Regions from separate parts of the Homo sapiens genome. Here region 1 is linked to region 2. A link is a loop called in an ENCODE intact Hi-C map of the cell type or tissue named here. Cell type or tissue: dorsolateral prefrontal cortex. All regions are shown on one strand. Links, peaks and the distances in the headings refer to the core of each region. The heading gives the core; the rest is flanking DNA.

Evidence for each region. Hi-C counts contacts between places; a loop is a spot of excess contacts. Peaks named below come from ENCODE experiments on the same cell type or tissue, not always from the same donor. Only the 100,000 strongest peaks of a DNase experiment are listed, where the experiment ranks them.
Region 1: a loop joins it to region 2, with 4 times the contacts of the local background. A loop is called at or near these places in 18 of 110 quality-filtered maps.

What each region holds. Positions count from the first base shown.
Region 1 is chr3:170,482,521-170,490,855 of GRCh38, forward strand. SLC7A14 (solute carrier family 7 member 14) reads right to left here. Exons shown (of 8, transcript NM_020949.3): 5 at 3,702-3,848; 6 at 794-1,002. All of the region lies in intron 2 of SLC7A14-AS1 (SLC7A14 antisense RNA 1), which reads left to right. Among named protein-coding and RNA genes, the nearest start is that of SLC7A14-AS1, 19 kb to the left of the region's middle. In dorsolateral prefrontal cortex, for the core only: CTCF peaks have their summits at 3,173 and 3,374; DNase peaks (open chromatin) are centred at 2,951 and 3,391; H3K4me3 peaks cover 458 bases; H3K27ac peaks cover 7,238 bases.
Region 2 is chr3:170,421,883-170,430,217 of GRCh38, forward strand. It overlaps CLDN11 (claudin 11), which reads left to right. Exons shown (of 3, transcript NM_005602.6): 2 at 1,281-1,445. MIR6828 (microRNA 6828) reads left to right here and starts at 1,221; the gene lies at 1,221-1,280. RefSeq lists enhancers at 3,473-3,974, 3,975-4,474. In dorsolateral prefrontal cortex, for the core only: no CTCF peak of the experiment used is centred there; a DNase peak (open chromatin) is centred at 4,099; H3K4me3 peaks cover 7,679 bases; H3K27ac peaks cover 8,000 bases.

The DNA.
Region 1 (8,335 bases), core at 53-8,052, 60 kb after region 2:
ATGCCTTCTCAGCAGGCCCCTCATGCTGGAAACAAAGGGCTGGGGCCACATCCCCTTTGTACCATGGGCAGATGGGCCACTTCATGGCCAATGTAGGGGGCAAGAACTGCCAATATATTGGTGTGGTTAAAAGTCTGATTTTTGGAGTCGGATGTTCTGGGATCAAATCCTGACCTGCCACTCAGTAGCTGAGGGATTTGTGGCAATTTTGTTTCACCTCTCTGAGTCCTAGTAGACTTCATATGCAAAATAGAGTTACTGTGAGGACTAAATGGGATACTGTATACACAGCACCCAGGACACACAAATGTTCAATAAATGGCAGCTGGTGTTGCAGGTATTGTTAGGATCTGTTCAGAGGGTCTTATCTACTCTTTGTTGACTTTTTTTTTTTTTCATTTTCAGAGGGGCTGTGGAGAGTGGGGCAGTTACCAGGCCTCAATGTGAGGGCAGGCCTAAGATGTCCCTAGGATGGTTCTTCCTTCTGGAGGCCACCCAGTACAGCAGTTTGGCCCCATCATCTTCACAAAGGAGCACGCAATGTCGACAGGAGGGAGGACAGTGGGGGGACACACATCAGCTTGTGCTGGATTAAGGGACTGCAGAGTTAAACTAGGGGCTGCTTCAGGGCCTGAGCTCTGTTACTCAGACTTTTCTTCAGGATACATAACAAGGTCCACAGTCCATGTGAAAGGCACTGATGTCAAAATCACAGTCAGTCTGACAGTGGGTAGACATTCTCCCTGGACAGACGTGGCAGAGCAGGATAAATTTCATGGAGCATAGCCCTTACCTGAAAAGGAGCCCGTCACCAGCCATGGCATAAATGACCCTCGGCATCGGGAAGAGGGACCCCAGCAAGCTGACTGTCAGTCCTGCAACCGACCCAATGGCCACTACGAATTTGGCAGCATAGAACCCATGAGCCACAAACATCTCCATGAGTGGGGATTCCGTGTCAATGGTATAATATGGCACCATCAGAGTTAAGATCACGCTCACCTGTTAAAACAAGAGAAGACAGGGCTGGAGGTACAGGGGAAGAACAGCATGGATAGAGGCCCCACGGGAGAGGAAAGAGCCCTGCCCCTGGAGGCAGAGGCTTGCATGGCAGTTTGGATCCATTCACTTGCTGGCATGTGCCTTTACTGTAGACCAGTCATCTGGCCTCTAGGCCTTGCTCAATATTATTTCCCCACATGTGAATTTAGTGGACTGGGCCAGAAACTCTCTATCTCTCTGGTCCTTTGATATCTGAGGAGTAAGTCTGCAGGTATTTCAGCCCCATGAGCAGAGCTATGCTAACAGTTCAGTGGAGAGCAGATATTTCTGGAAGGAAGGAGCTGCAGCCAATGCCCTGCAACCAGGGCCTGGCAGGGACCATGAGCACCCTGCCCACGTGGACAAGACTCTCATTTCTCTTCTGCTTTCTGGTCCTACAGGGTTTTATCCGTACTCCCTCTCACTGTGAAACACCAGAGATAAAATCTCCAAAGATAAGTGCTTAAGAGGTCTATAGCCTATTAACTGTTGGGACCCAGATAAGGACTCATATTTCTATTTCCTTTCTCTAGCTTAGTCCTAGGATCCAGGCAGGCCAACAGACAAATGATGGCATCAGGACAGAATCAAGTCCTACTGATTATATGGCTGTCAGACAACTATGGCTTTGCTTAATCAGGAATCATTTACTGTGTGTGCTATAAGGGTCCACCCCCAGAGAAGAGGGAGATGCGAGGGAGGAGCAGAAGAGGAAATAGAGAGCAGAATGTCTTTGCTATTCCCTCTACCCTACCACCCCTCCTTCAACACTCTGCCTACGGGGAGAAATCAGGGTATGGACAGGACAAAGCCACTGGCATGCATGTGCATCGGGGAGGTGATAAGCACTTAACTGGGGGCTCCCAGGACCTACTCCCCTCGCATATTATTGATCTGCCTAACATCCCTGCCTTCAGAATTGGCCATAGGCAATGGAGCCACCAGTCATATGGCCAGATATGGGGGGCCCCCCAGGCCTATGAAGGCCAAATTGACATCAAGAAGGGATTCAAAGCCTGAAGGAAAGAGGGTGGTCACATGTAGACCATTTCTTTGCCTATTCCTCTGGAGCCAAGATCCTCCAGTGGAGCCAAGGGCCACCAAGGAGGACAGGATGTCCTAGCAAAGCCCAGCAACCTTGTTCTTCTCATGGTGGGGGAGGGGCTGCCTGCTGACCAGTACAAGACCAAACAGCTCCTAGGGCGTGTTTAAGGCCTGTGCAGTATGAAAGAGAATGTTTCCTAGTAACATAACCACTTGCAATATTTCCTCTGGGGATGGGGCAGGGTGGGCTGGAGGAGAGTGGGATTGAGCCTCCTCCAGCTTCAGGGAGTCTCCTGAGTTAGATCAGGATGGGTAAAAAGTTGGTGGATCATAGAAGTACTCTGTGGTCTATAAAGTGCTATTCTAAGGAGGGCACTGTGATGATTGACTTTATTGTGTGTGATAAGGGCCCACTCCTGGAGGAAGGGCGGGAATGAAGGAGGAGTAGAAGGGGAAATGCAGAGTGTCCTTGCTGTTCCTTCTGCCCCGCAACCCCTCCCTCAACATTCTGCCCACTGGGATAATCAGGGTATGTATGGACACGATGAAACCCCTTGCATGTGTGTGCTAGTGGGAGGTGATAATTGAGGCACCCATAAAACCTCTGGGTAGGCAGCTGAATGTCTGTAAACGACCCTCAAGTTTGCCCTGTGTTTTTCTCTGGCTTCTAGAACAATCCTGTTTGCAGCTTGCCTTAATGATCAATTGGTCTGGCTTCCTTAGCTAGTTGCTAAAGATGTCTTTTTTGGGAAAGAGAAACAGCAGGGCTGATCAGCAGCAGCACCCCCCACTGCCAGCTCTTTCCTAATTGTGGTGACCCAAGTGAGTGCGCCCCTCAGGACCTGAGAATGTTTGTGGAACCACACACTTCCTGGCCTGTGAGCCAATTTTCTCCATTGCCAGGGGCAGAGGGGGATGTTGGATGCAGCTGGGCTATTTCTGTGATAGAAATTCTGGGATGGGAGCTCCGAGAGCAAGCATCAGAGCATGAGGAGTGTCTCAGGGGCGTGATCCTGAGGAAGACAAGGCTGAAGTCTTTATCCTGAGGCTCCCCTAGGTAGGGATACCTGAAGGTGAATTTGAGCTGGTGTAACAAGAGGGAGCAACAGCTGAAAGAAATGGCACTTTCCTCCCCAGATTTAAGGGGAAGAGAGTTTGTAGAGGACAATGTATTCTCTCTCCCCGCTGTGCAGGGAGCCTCGCCTCTTTGCTGCCGGGAAGCTCCCAGAAGACAGAAGAGCATTGAGGAAAGTGCACAGAGGCCCACAATGCCTTTGCTTGCACATCCACCCGTTACTGCCAGCCTATGACCTGAGCTCCTTGGATGGCAGCCCATTCCCTGCACACCAGCCCCTGGGGCAGCAGCAGACACCAAGAGCTTGTGAGGATGGAGGGGTGGGAATGAAGGCCAAGGCTGAAGTGAAGTCCTGGGGCTTCTCCTCTTCTTCAGTTTGGAGTCCTAATTTTTTTCTTGTCATGGGGAGTGGGGAATGGGGCTACAGGGGACAAAAGACAGACACCAAGAAGACATAGGAAAGGACTCCTTCCTGACAGAGAAGGGAGCTCAGTGCCAGGGCCACATCGTGAGGAGGGTCCCGCAAGCATCTGGTACTTACAGACACATATGCTGTCAGGCAGATGACCAGGGAGGCAGTGATAGCATAAGGGATGGACGTGTTGGGATTCTTGGCTTCCTCTCCAGTGGTGGCGATGATGTCAAAGCCAATGAAAGCGTAGAAGCATGTTGCTGCTCCTTGCAGCACCTGTGTGGATGATGGCATTTGTCAGACTCAGAAGATCGGGGTGGCACCTGGGTCTTAAATGTGGAAAGTGCAATTGCTCTATGCCCTGCAGACATGACTGAGTGGCTGAGGGAGTAACATGGTGGAACTCGTGCTAAACACGCAGGTTCTGATCTCCTCTACTTTCTAGCTGTGTGGCTGTGGGCAACTCTCTTATGATGTGTAAATAGAGATAAGAAGAATTGGCCGGGTGCGATGGCTCATGCCTGTAATCACAGCACTTTGAGAGGCCGATGGGGGTGGATCACGAGGTCAGGAGTTTGAGAACAGCCTTACCAACATGGTGAAACCCTGTCTGTACTAAAAATACAAAAATTAGCCAGGCATGGTGACGCGCACCTGTAATCTCAGCTATTCAGGAGGCTGAGGCAGGAGAATTGCTTGAACCCAGGAGGCAGAGGTTGCAGTGAGCTGAGATCGCGCCATTGCACTCCAGCCTCGGCGACAGAGGGAGACTCCATCTCAAAAAAAAAAAAAAAAAATGCTTCTGGCTCTTAGTGTAGGGGATTCAGATACTTCTGCATAAGGAAGAATTATCCTACTTAAATTACTGTTAGTACCCCTGACAGATCAGCTCTATGGTAACTTCCAGATCTAAAATGATATAAAAGATTTTCAGATCTTCAGACATTCTATTGTCTTCACTGGGAAGACATGGTAAAGACAGTTTATTTGTTGCTCCTTTTGGGGCTTGAATAACCTAGTTGGGCACGAGGCAGGAGGTCAGAGTAAAGCTGGGGGATGGTATCCGCTCACATCTGCTGGCAGTCTGTCTGCCAGGAGTCCACATGGCTCCAGGGGTGTTTGGGAATGTATTATATATGTCAAAATGTCAGTGAAAACCTTCCATTGAAGAGTGGCTACTTTCTTTGAAAGAACCTATTGAAGTTTAAATGAGGGTTCCCCACCTCAGTATTTTCATTGTTAGCTCTAAGTAAAAAAGTGCCTCTTTGAATGCTTAGGGACGTCCTTTTAGAAGGTGAGAGATATTTTTGGACTTGTGTGTATGGGGTGAGGGAAAAAGAAGCAAGCCCTAGCCAGTGGTCCAGGAGGTGAGACCCATTGCAGACTGGACCATTTTATTTTTCTTTTCTCCACATTCAGTTTATAAATGATGGAAATCAAAACGTGTGCCAAGCTGACACTTGTCCAAAATTGTCACTCTTACTTTCCTCACTGACTTCTCAATAAGACCAAATATGAAATACTAGAACCTGTAAGGTACATCACAAAATTAAAGATCTTCTCAAACCTTCAGAAGCAAACTTTGCTCATCTGTAAAATGAGCTGGTGTTTCCTACCGTTTCTCTCAGCTAGGATTCTAATGTTTCAACCCTCTACTCTGGGGTTCTTATCCTGGAGGCCATGGAATTCAGGGCATCTAAAAATTTTGCTGGTAAAGAATTGCATATGTTTTTCACTACCTTCTAGTTGAATTAGCATTTCTTTCAGTTATGAATGTAGGTGACAAACTAACAATACCTGTGCCTGTGTCACCAATAGCAATCAGATATTTTCACTTCATATGAGAGTTGTTGCAGAGATCTTGAAATATCACTTATGCTTATTACTTCTTTCAGATTATGATAGTTATTACACATAGAGGTTAACATATAAATCCCTAATAGAGAAGCACATTGTTACTAGATTACAATATAAAAATAAAATAAAATTAAAAATACTTAATACTACATTTCAATATAATTGATTTCCTTTGAATTCGTGTGTAATTAGGCTATTCATTTAAAATCACAATTCTCATAAGGGATCCACAGGCTTCATCAAACATCCAGGTGGTCCATGGCACAAGAAAATTTAAAAACTCCTGGTCTATTCTAATAAGTCAGGTAGAAAGAACTTCTAAAATACAAGCAGTTCCATCTCTAGATGGCTACTTTCCAGAAGAAAAGAGAACTCCTGCTTTCCCTACAGCAAAGTTTTTCATACAGTGGTGTGGAAAACGTCTTTGGCCTCCAGACAAGGAGGGAAAATAGATCTCACCTCATCATACATGGAGGTTCACAGGCTTGGAAATGTGCTTGTTTTCACTTATCTAGAAAATATTACTGGTCTTCAAGGATGAACGGATGCTAGACTGCTGGCTCACTAAGTAGTCCTGATCAAGAAAAGTCTCACTTTAAGATAGTTCCTTCATTTTTGACAAAGGTGCCAAGAACATTCACTGGGGAAAAGACAGTCTCTTCAGTAGATAGTGCTGAGAAAACTGGATATCCATAGGCAGAAGAATGAAACTAGACCTTTATCTCTCATCATCTACAAAAATCAAATCAAAATATATTGAAGACTTAAATCTAAGATCTCAAACTATGAAACTACCACAAGAAAACATTGGGGGAAAATCTTCAGGACATTGGTCTGGGCAAAAATTTCTTGAGCAATACCCCACAAGCACAGGCAACCCAATAAAAACAGAGTTATTCTACACGTTCAAGTCCTTTGTGGAAATAAGCGGGGTTATAAATAAATCAGTATGTTGGCTATCTCTATATCTTAGGGAACTCATTCACCTTTTTGTACTTTGTTTTCATCCAACGTTTTCAAACGCAATCATAGGCTGTAAGACTACCCCTAGGGGATGTTTGGAAAGATGTTTGGAAAATCTCCAGGACACTGGTCTGGGCAAACATTTCTTGAGCAATACCCCACAAGCACAGGCAGCCAAAGCAAAAATGGACAAATGGAATCACATCAAGTTAAAAAGCTTCTGCACAGCCAAGGATACAACCAACAAAGTGAAGAGACAACCCACAGAATAGGAGAAAATATCTGTAAACTACCCATCTGACAAGGGATTAATAACCAGAATATATAAGGAGCTCAAACAACTCTATAGGAAAAAATCTAATAATCTGATTTAAAAAATGGGCAAAAGATTTGAATAGACATTTCTCAAAAGAAGACATACAGAGGGCAAACAGGCATTGATAATCAGATAAATGAAAATCACAACTATAATCAGATATTATCTCACCTCACTTAAAATGGCTTATATCCAAAAGACAGGCAATAATAAATGCTGGCAAGGATGTGGAGAAAAGGGAACACTCGTACACTGTTTTTGGGAATGTAAATTAGTACAGGCACTATGGAGAAGAGTTTAGAGGTTTCTCAAACAACTGAAAATTGGGCTACCATATGTTCCAGCAATCCCACTGCTGGGTATATACCCAAAAGAAAGGGAATCAGCGTATTGAAGAGATATCTGCATTCCTATGTTTGTTGCAACACTGTTTACAATAGCTAAGATTTGGAAGCAACTTAAGTGTCCATCAACAGATGAATGGATAAAGAAAATGTGGGACATATACACAATTGAGTACTATGCAGCCATAAAAAAGAATGAGATCCAGTCATTTCCAACAACATGGATGGAACTGAAGATCTTTATGTTAAGCAAAATAAATCAGGCATGGAAAGACAAACATTGCACATTCTCACTTATTTGTGGGATCTAAAAATAAAAACAATTGAACTCATGGACACAGAGAGTAGAAGGATGGTTATCAGAGGCTGGGAAGGATAGTTGGGGGCTGGACGGGGGGAGGTGGGGATGGTTAATGGGTACAAAAAAAGTAGAAAGAATGAGTAAGACCTACTATTAGATAACATAACAGGGTGACTATAGTCAGTAATAATTGTACATTTTAAAATAACTTAAAGAGTGTAATTGGATTGGTTATAACTCAAAGGATAAATGCTTGAGGAGATGGACACCCCATTCTCCACGATGTGCTTATTTCACATTGCATGCCTCTATCAAAACATCTCATGTACCCCATAAATATATACACGTACTAAGTACCCACAAAACAAACCCAGAAAAACAGGTCCTGCTTTCTCTTCCTTTAACATTTATTCTTCCCTTCTACACACACAGACACATATATGTACACACATAAACATGCACACACATGCAAATACATATAAACACAGATAAACACACATACATACACATGCAAACACATATACATACATATACATGCATACATACCCTCCTCTTGTAAATCATTTAGTGACTTGGCACAACAACCATATAAATTTGGGCAAAGCAATCTTAGAAAAAGGTGAGAGGTTTGTGAACCATGCCACGTAAGGAAGAACTGGGGACCTGGGGATGTTTAACTTGAAGAGCAGAAGACTCAGTGGAAGATGAAGAGGACACCTTTAAATATGTGCAGTACCGGCAGTTGGAGTCAATGTGATGTCCACTGTAGGCTTCAGAGGAAATCCTAGGGCCACACACATGGGAGTGACTGGCTTTAGTTAGGAGCATAGACTTTGTAGACTGTCAGGCCCAGGTTGATTCTGCCACATATTAGCTTGGTGACCTAGAACAAGTTCTTAACCTCTTGGAGCCTAAGTTTCATTCTTACTTAAATGGAGATAATAATAGCACTTAGCTCATAGTGTTGTTACAAGGATAAAAT
Region 2 (8,335 bases), core at 321-8,320:
AGTTTTGCTCTACTCTTCTATTTTTCAGTTCTCTTATTCCTTGATTCGCAATTGTTTCCATGATCTGTTGTGGGCACTGTGTTAACTCCGTGAATACCAAGGCAGGTGTCTGCCCTCCAGGAACCCTGAGGGCTGGAGAGATGCCTTTTAAGCAATGATGGACAGTTGGGGAAGGATGCCCAGGGCACTGTGGGTGAGGCAGGAGATGGGGTCCAACAATTTAGGGGCAGGATCCATGAGGACAGCAGCCTCTGGGGAGACAGCAAAGAGAGGAAGCCTGAGTCTTAGTTTAGTCTGGGTTAGGGCCACAGCCAATGTGAATGAAAGCACATGGTTAGGAGAAAATCACCTAGGACACCTGAAGATGAAAGCGCTGCACTGAGACAGACAAAGAACACCAATGATAACAACTAACCTTTTTTGAGGATTTGGTATAGGCACTGTTTTAAGCACTAAATAAATTAACTAATGTAATCTTCAGTAGAATTCTATTACAGAGATGTAGGTACTATTATATTATTATCAATACTTTGTTTGTTTATTTATTTATTTATTTTGAGAAAGAGTCTCGCTCTGTCACCTGGGCTGGAGTGCAGTGGCTCGATCTCAGCTCACTGCAACCTCCCCCTCTCAGGTTCAAGCGATTCTGCTGCCTCAGCCTCCCCAAGTAGCTGGGACTACAGGCTCACACCACCACACCAGGCTAATTTTTGTATTTTTAGTAGAGATGGGGTTTCGCCCTGTTGGCCAGGCTGATCTTGAACTCCTGACCTCAGAAGATCCACCTGCCTTGGCCTCCCAAAGTGCTGGGATTAGAGGTGTGAGCCACCATGCCTGGCCTGTTGTTACTTTATAGATGTGGAAAATAAGACATCATGGTTAAGTAACTTGCCCAAGGTCACACAGGTAGAGCTATCAATAGCAGACTGGAACCAATAGAGGCCCTCACAGAATGATTCTTGGGAGATTTCAGTTTTCATCTGAACTTTCTCAGGGGGATGTAATAATGTAAATGGACTCTTGGCCCCTCCATCCTGGAAGCTTGGCCAAGTGGCCTAAACCAGGGGTCCCCATTTAGTTTCTCCAGCCCCCTTTTTTCTTGCTGAGTTGTTTTAAAAGTTAAAAAGTGCTTAGTGACCTTGGACAACATTAGCACCTTCTAAGTCCTGGAATCCACCAAGAAGGAGGAAGGGAGATGGTGCTGAATTCCCCTAAGGCAGGGCTCAGGAAGCAAGAGAACCCTGTGGTCTAACCTTTCCCATCTGCTCTCTTGTTCCCAGGCTACGTGCAGGCCTGCCGCGCCCTGATGATTGCTGCCTCGGTCCTGGGTCTGCCGGCCATTTTACTGCTGCTGACTGTTCTTCCCTGCATCCGGATGGGCCAGGAGCCCGGTGTGGCTAAGTACAGGCGGGCCCAGCTGGCTGGTGTTTTGCTCATTCTGCTGGGTAAGACAGCTTTCTCAGTGGTACCCTACCTATGAGGGAGCCTGATGAATCTCAGATCTTGTGGTTGCTGCCTTCTCAAGTTCAAGAGAAATGTGAAAGGAAGCCAAGTGAAGCCAGTGGGGGATGGACTCCCACAATCTGTATCCCTTTGTATTTTATGGGCAGTTTACACAGAGGGCTAAGTAATGTCTCTGGGAGTCACTGACCATGAAGATAAGTTTAAAAAGAGAAAGAGGATTTTGAAGGTAGGAAATACCTAAGGGAAAGACCTGAAAGATGGAAGCCTTCTCAGTCTTCACAGTGGAATCCTTTTTGAACACCTATGCCCAGGTCCCACAGCAGATCAATTGAATCAGAATTTTCTGGGCATCAGGCCAGGCAAAGATATTTTTTGAAAGCTTCCCAGGTGATGCTTATGTGCAGGCAAGACTGAGCAGCTCAGTTAATAAAGAAGGAGGCCGAGGTGGGCGGATCACCTGAGGTTGGAAGTTCAAGACCAGCCTGGCCAACATGGTGAAACCCCATCTCTACTAAAAATACAAAAATTAGCCAGGTATGGTGGTGCATGCCTGTAATCCCAGCTACTCGGGGCGGGGGTTGCTAAGGCAGGAGAATGATTTGAACCCAGGAGGCAGAGGTTGCGGTGAGCTGAGATCACGCTACTGCGTTCCATCCTGGGTGACAGAGTGCAACTCCAAAAAAAAAAAAAAAGAAAAAGAAAAAGAAAAAAGAAAGAAAGAAAAAAGTAAAGAAGAGGGCAAGAGAAAAGTCAGGAGTTGAGGGTGGTTAGACCACCAGGTGATGGCTCCGTCCTTTAACTCAGTAAGCCTTCCTTGAGCATGTGGGCCAGACACCATGGTAGGTACTGGGGACACTGGGGAAAATAGGCCGTCTTTGCTTTGAGTGTACTTGGAAACCTCAATAGAATATGGTATGTGCTCATGTAGAAAAGGTATATAGTCTGTGCATACACATAGGAAGGCACCTAACCCAGACTGGATGAGTTTCCAGAGTGGAAGAACCCAGCAGTAAGCTCTGAGACTTGAAGAGGAGGTGGGCTGGTCATGAATTGAGGGGAGGGACAGTCCAGGGACAGGAAATGGCATGTGCTCATTTGGTTTTGCTGATTATACCTGCACATAAAGGGCTTCATTTAACAACCTATGGAGGGTCCTTCTAGCTCTCTTCTCGTCAGTGATTTAATTTCTCTCCGTTTTTTTCCCTCAGATGCTAGTTTCATTAGCACATTCTAAATCCTAATAGACAATATGAATTTTAAGAACAACTCTTGTTGCAAAGTGCGCATATCAGTGACAACAAATTAGTCTGGTAATGGGTTAGATATAAAATCACCTTCTTCTGAAACAAGGAATTCATACCCCCAGATTGGCATATCAGATGATGAATTTGAGGGGTAAGGATAAGGGGTCAGGGTTCTGTGTGGGTTGATGCCACTTGGTGGGTACCTCCCATCTGGAGGCCTCACACTCATAATGACACCAGTAAGGTGAGGGGACATGAGAGGTGGGGCACCATTTTCCAGGATTGCAAAGGGACGGAGGTTTGCAGGTTCTTGTGAAGCCACAAGGGTGTGTGTGTGTGTGTGTGTGTGTGCGCGCGTGTGTGTGTGTTAACAGGAGTGAAAAGGCCACTAATTTCCAGAGAAAAATCTGAATGTGGAAATTTTGGTTCCAGCCACAAAGAATTTGTGTGCCAGCGTCACACGGAACACATATCAGCATCCGGTGCTTTATCTGACTCACAGGGGCTCCCTCTTGCAGTGCTCTATGGAGGTCAGGTCTATTGTCTGACTCCCTTTCCAACAGGAAAGTGAAAGCTCCACAAGTAAACTTGGTTTGCAGAATCCAGGTGAAACCCTTCTCCTAGACACTTGCTGTTTGTTACTTTCCTCACATTCTCACAGAAGCCCCGGAAGGTTCTCTTGGGCTCTGAGGATGGCAGAGCCAAAAGGTGGGTCTGTTGTGTTGAGTGCTCATGTTTAGAAATTCTGGCCTTCCATATGAATGTCACAGGTATCCACAAGTGAGAGAACACACTAAAACAAACATACAAACCCTGGAAAATAGAGGGATAAAAGCAAAGTATACGTAGTTTAAACAACCCTAAAAACAACAGAATTGTTTAGTTGAATAATCAGGGATATTGAAGGAAAAAGCAACCGGTGGTTTGAAACTTCCTAGCTGAATTTGTTTTTCTTTATCTTCTAAAAGTGTGTTGATATAGATAGGCAGCATCACAGAGGAAGAAAGCAAGGTGGGGCTGGGGAGTGGGTGAGTGCCTCAGTCCCTGTTTGCCTGTCTGGAGTGAAACTATGGGGGAAGCAGGACATGGAGGGACCTGACCCCACCCAAGGAGGCTGCCCATTTCCGGACACTCACCAGAGTCCCCTCATTGCCCTTTTACGGCCTTGCATTTCCGATATTGTCTGCCTGCTTTGCTCCTATCCGGATTTGTTTCTCAGTGGATCACCACTGCCTTTGGGCTGGATGTTGTTTTGACCGGAACGAGCTAGCTCTGGAAATGTAAAGCTCATTGTCTCAAGCATGGCACCTGCTGATCTCCTCTAGGTCTTCTCACCACGGAGCCCCAAGTGCCTTGTTTCCCCTGTTGGCAGTGGTGGGAGGAGCATGGGGACTGAAGGCTCCCTTTGTGTTGCTCTGGACTGTTTCTGTCACTCCCCCAGAGAAGCCAGCGCTAGGCCTGTGCAAGGTCCTCAGGGTCACTGAATGGGGCTGAACAAACACACCTCATTCGACCAAAGAAGATGAGGCACCTCCTGGGTTTCGGGGGCCTGGGAACTGGACACAGTGTCACAGCTAGTCCTGGTATGGGAACTGTGAACACTGCTAATTGAAATCAGTTTTTCCTGACCCTGAAAATCTGTAATTATTTTTGTGAAAGCTTAAAAAAATTATGTCTGTTGTACAACTTTATCTTCTCAGCAGTTACGTTTGATGGTGTGAGGATTTGGTTCCTGCTGTGGAGGAAGAAATAGGAGCCAGTTGCTTCTAAAGCCAGATGAGTAGTACAGGAGCAGCAGGCTCTCAGATCTGTGGTGGATTTGAGGCTAATCTGTTTGTGGCTTTTCAAGAGTCCCTGCCAAGGCAGGAGGTGCCTGTGCCCTGAATTGTGTGATCTTATCAGCTGGAGTCAGATCCAACTGTGCTGAATCTGGAACCTACTACTTTCTAGCTGTGTGAACTGGGGCAGTTCCTTAATGTCTCTGGTCCCTTCCATAAAATGGGAACAATAACGCCTGCTTCTCAGGTTAGTAAAAACAGTGAAATGATGTGTGAAAATTATTTAGCATAGGATCTGGCACATGGTAAGTGCTCAATAAATGGTTGCTATTATTATTGTTATTGTTGGTTAGCTGGTTAAAAGAATACCCAGAGAGCAGCTGGGTATTCTTCCAATCATGTCAATTTCCTTCTTTTTATTTTTATTTTTTGAGACGGACCTTTGCTCTGTCGCCCAGGCTAGAGTGCAGTGGCGCAATCTTGGCTCACTGCAACCTCTGCCACCTGGGTTCAAGCGATTCTCCTGCCTCAGGCTCCCGACTAGCTGGGATTACTGGCATGTGCCACCATGCCCGGCTAATTTTTGTATTTTTTGTAGAGATGGGGTTTCACCATATTGGGCAGGCTGGTCTCGAACTCCTGAGCCGTGAGCCACCGTGCCTGGCCAAGAAGGTCTTTAAGAACGTTTTTATTTTGGAAAATATCAGACCTATATAAAAGTAGAGGAATAGTATAATAAACCCCTGTGAACCCAACCTCCTCAACAGTGATCAACTCATGGCTGTAATATATGCTTCATCTTTCCACTTCTCCATTTCTTCCAGTCTTCAGATTTTTAAAAGGAAATCTTAGATAGCATATCAAGAAAGATTTTTTTCGCTATTACTAATGTAAGAAGTCAGAATAATTTAAATGATTTTAATGAAAATTTTGCTTTGTGCTAGAAATGATGCTTTTAAAAGTTCTTTCAGGGCTGGACGTGGTGGCTCACACCTGTAATCACAGCACTTTGGGAGGCTGAGGTGGGTGGATCACCTGAGGTTGGGAGTTCGAAACCAGCCTGACCAACATGGAGAAACCCTGTCTCTACTTAAAATATAAAATTAGCAGGGCATGGTGGCACACGCCTGTAATCCCTGCTACTTGGGAGGCTGAGGCAGGAGAATCACTTGAACCCAGGAGGCAGAGGTTGTGGTGAGCCGAGATCGCACCATTGCACTCCAGCCTGGGCAACGAGAGCAAAAATCCATCTCAAAAAAACAAAAAACAAAAAAACCAACCAAAACTACAAAAATTAGCCAGGTGTGGCAGGTGCCTGTAATCCCAGCTACGCAGGAGGCTGAGGCACGAGGATTGCTTGAACCCATGTGGCAGAGTTTGCAGTGAGCTGAGATCATGCCACTGCACTCCAGCCTGGGCGACAGAGTGAGACTGTCTCAAAAAAAAAAAAAAAAAAGAAAAAGTCCTTTCAGTGGGAAGTGACAAAGCTTGAAAAAAGGTTCACTGGGGCCAGGCATGGTGGTTCACGCCTGTAATCTAGCACTTTGGAAGGCAGACGCGGGCAGATTGCTTGAGCCCAGGAGTTCGAAACCAGCCTGGCCAACATGGCAAAACCCCATCCCTACTAAAAATACAAAAGTTAGGCCAGCCTGGTGGTGTGCACCTGTGATTCCAGCTACTTGGGAGGCTGAGGATTGATGCTCGGGAGAATGAGTCTGCAGTGAGTCGAGATTGCACCACTGCCCTCCAGCCTGGGTGACAGATATCCTATCAAAAAAAAAAAAAAAAAGATTTATTGGAAGGAGGAAGAAATGTCAGTGTCTACTGATCTTGTCTTTCTCTGCCTCTTTGTCTGTCTGTCTGTCTCTCTTTCTCTCAGTTGTTACCTCCAACGTCAAACATACCTGTATTGATTTTATTTAACTTCATGTTTATTTAACTCCATGTGTTACCATGTGTCATCTCATCTTTAAAGAGATTAAAAGCCACACTTACATTTCATTGCTTTAAAATGGACTTCTCAAATATTTTCTGTTTGGTCACATCACCATCATTCTTAGTTTTTAACAAGGCATATCTTATCAATTAAAGAATGTATTGTGTTGCATTATTTGAAACTTGTTCTCAAAAGGGGCAAACAATTTTATTCTTTGAAGAGCAAGGAATTCTGCTTATGAGAGGACCAGGTTTAGATATATCTGTCTTTACATAGTGAAGCTTTCTTTTCCCTTCCCTTTCTCTCCCTTCTCTTCCCCCTTCTCCTCCTTCTCATTTTTAGCTAAGAATATACCTCAGTTTTACTTTCTGTTTTCCAACAACAAATGGTACCCCCCACCACCTTGTGTAGTTAGCTGTTGCATCTTCTGAAGGTAAAAAAGGAGAAAAACTGAAAAATCTGAGTGCTAAAATTACTCTGTCTTGTTTTTAGAGACTTAATTTAAAAATAAACTCTGATGATATAAAAAGAAAAAGAACAAAAATTCCCTTTGTCTGTCTTCAATTTTCTTGACCTTACAGGTAACTGACTTTCTAGAAAAACACTTTCTTTATTTTTCCCAAATAACAGAGAGAACCATTCCAAACTCATCTTTTTGGGTTTGCGAATAAAATTAAAACTATCAGGCCTTCTGTGTCTTTAAGAAAGGCAATTATTTTTGGCCAGTTATATTACTATTTCACATTTTTAAAAGTTAAGTAATGATTTGTCTTGAATTTTTAACTTTACTGGTCAAAACATATCTCTTTCTCTCTTGAAACCATTGCTGAAATTGAGTAAATTCTCCTTTTTTAGTTTTTAAACATTTCTCATTTTGGGTTCAATTGAAGGTCACTGTTTTCAGTGAGCCTCTCATTTCCTTTCATGTTGTGTGGCAGTCTGTCATTTTTTAGTGGTTTTGATGTGGTTCATCTTTGAGAGCCACAGGAATTCCACCCAGGGTTCATTTGTCTCCTAGGAAGTAAAGAGCCTGCTGGCACTCATTTGCCTTGTTTTGTGTGAATTGTAAGAGAAGGAAATCTTTAATGAGGTCAGTGATGAGCTTGCGACTTTAAGTGTGTTAAAGTCACAATAAGATTTTATGACTTTGGGTGTCAGTTTTGGTATGTATGAAGTAAAATGTAGAATTGAAATGAGACTACTTCTCATCTATCCATCCATTCGTTCCCCCGTTCACTCATCCATTCCTATGGAGGTTCATTGTATGAAATATTTAGACCTTTTTCTGATTTTTCCCTTTTTCTAATGATTTATATTGGAATAAAACCTAACAAAATCCCTAAAATACTCAAAACCAAGACTGATGGTTACTTTTGGGATATTGAGTCTGTTATTTCCCTGTGTGAAGATAATCTTGTTTTATGATTTGCTTAAGGGAACAATGAAATGAATTTAGAGGCAGTTTCTTGTCTTATTCTATAAAATCTCAGTGTGAAAGTTAGGTTAACAATAGATGTGGGGAATGCTTTCCTGCATGTGTGTGCACATGTGCTGTATGTGTAAATACAAAGTATAGTTGAAAAATATAAAACTTGATTTGAACCCTGAGTTGTTTTGAAACCAGTTAATTGTTTATAGGAAAGATCGGTTAGATTGAACCATATCAGTTGTTTGGGAATTAGAACTTTTTTCTCTACAGAATTCAGCTTTTCACTCCCCTTCTTTTTCCTCTAAACAAGCCTGGGTGTTTGGAAGCCTTTGCTAGGTTGCTGTTTTTTGCCCACAGCAGAACGAATGCCCACTTTTGAGGTTTAGGGCTGTGTAAGTAGATTGTGTATTGCTACGGAAAATCTACAGTAGTTCTCTCTGGCTGAAACACTCCAGAAGAGGATTTTAGTCCCTTTTGCTGACAG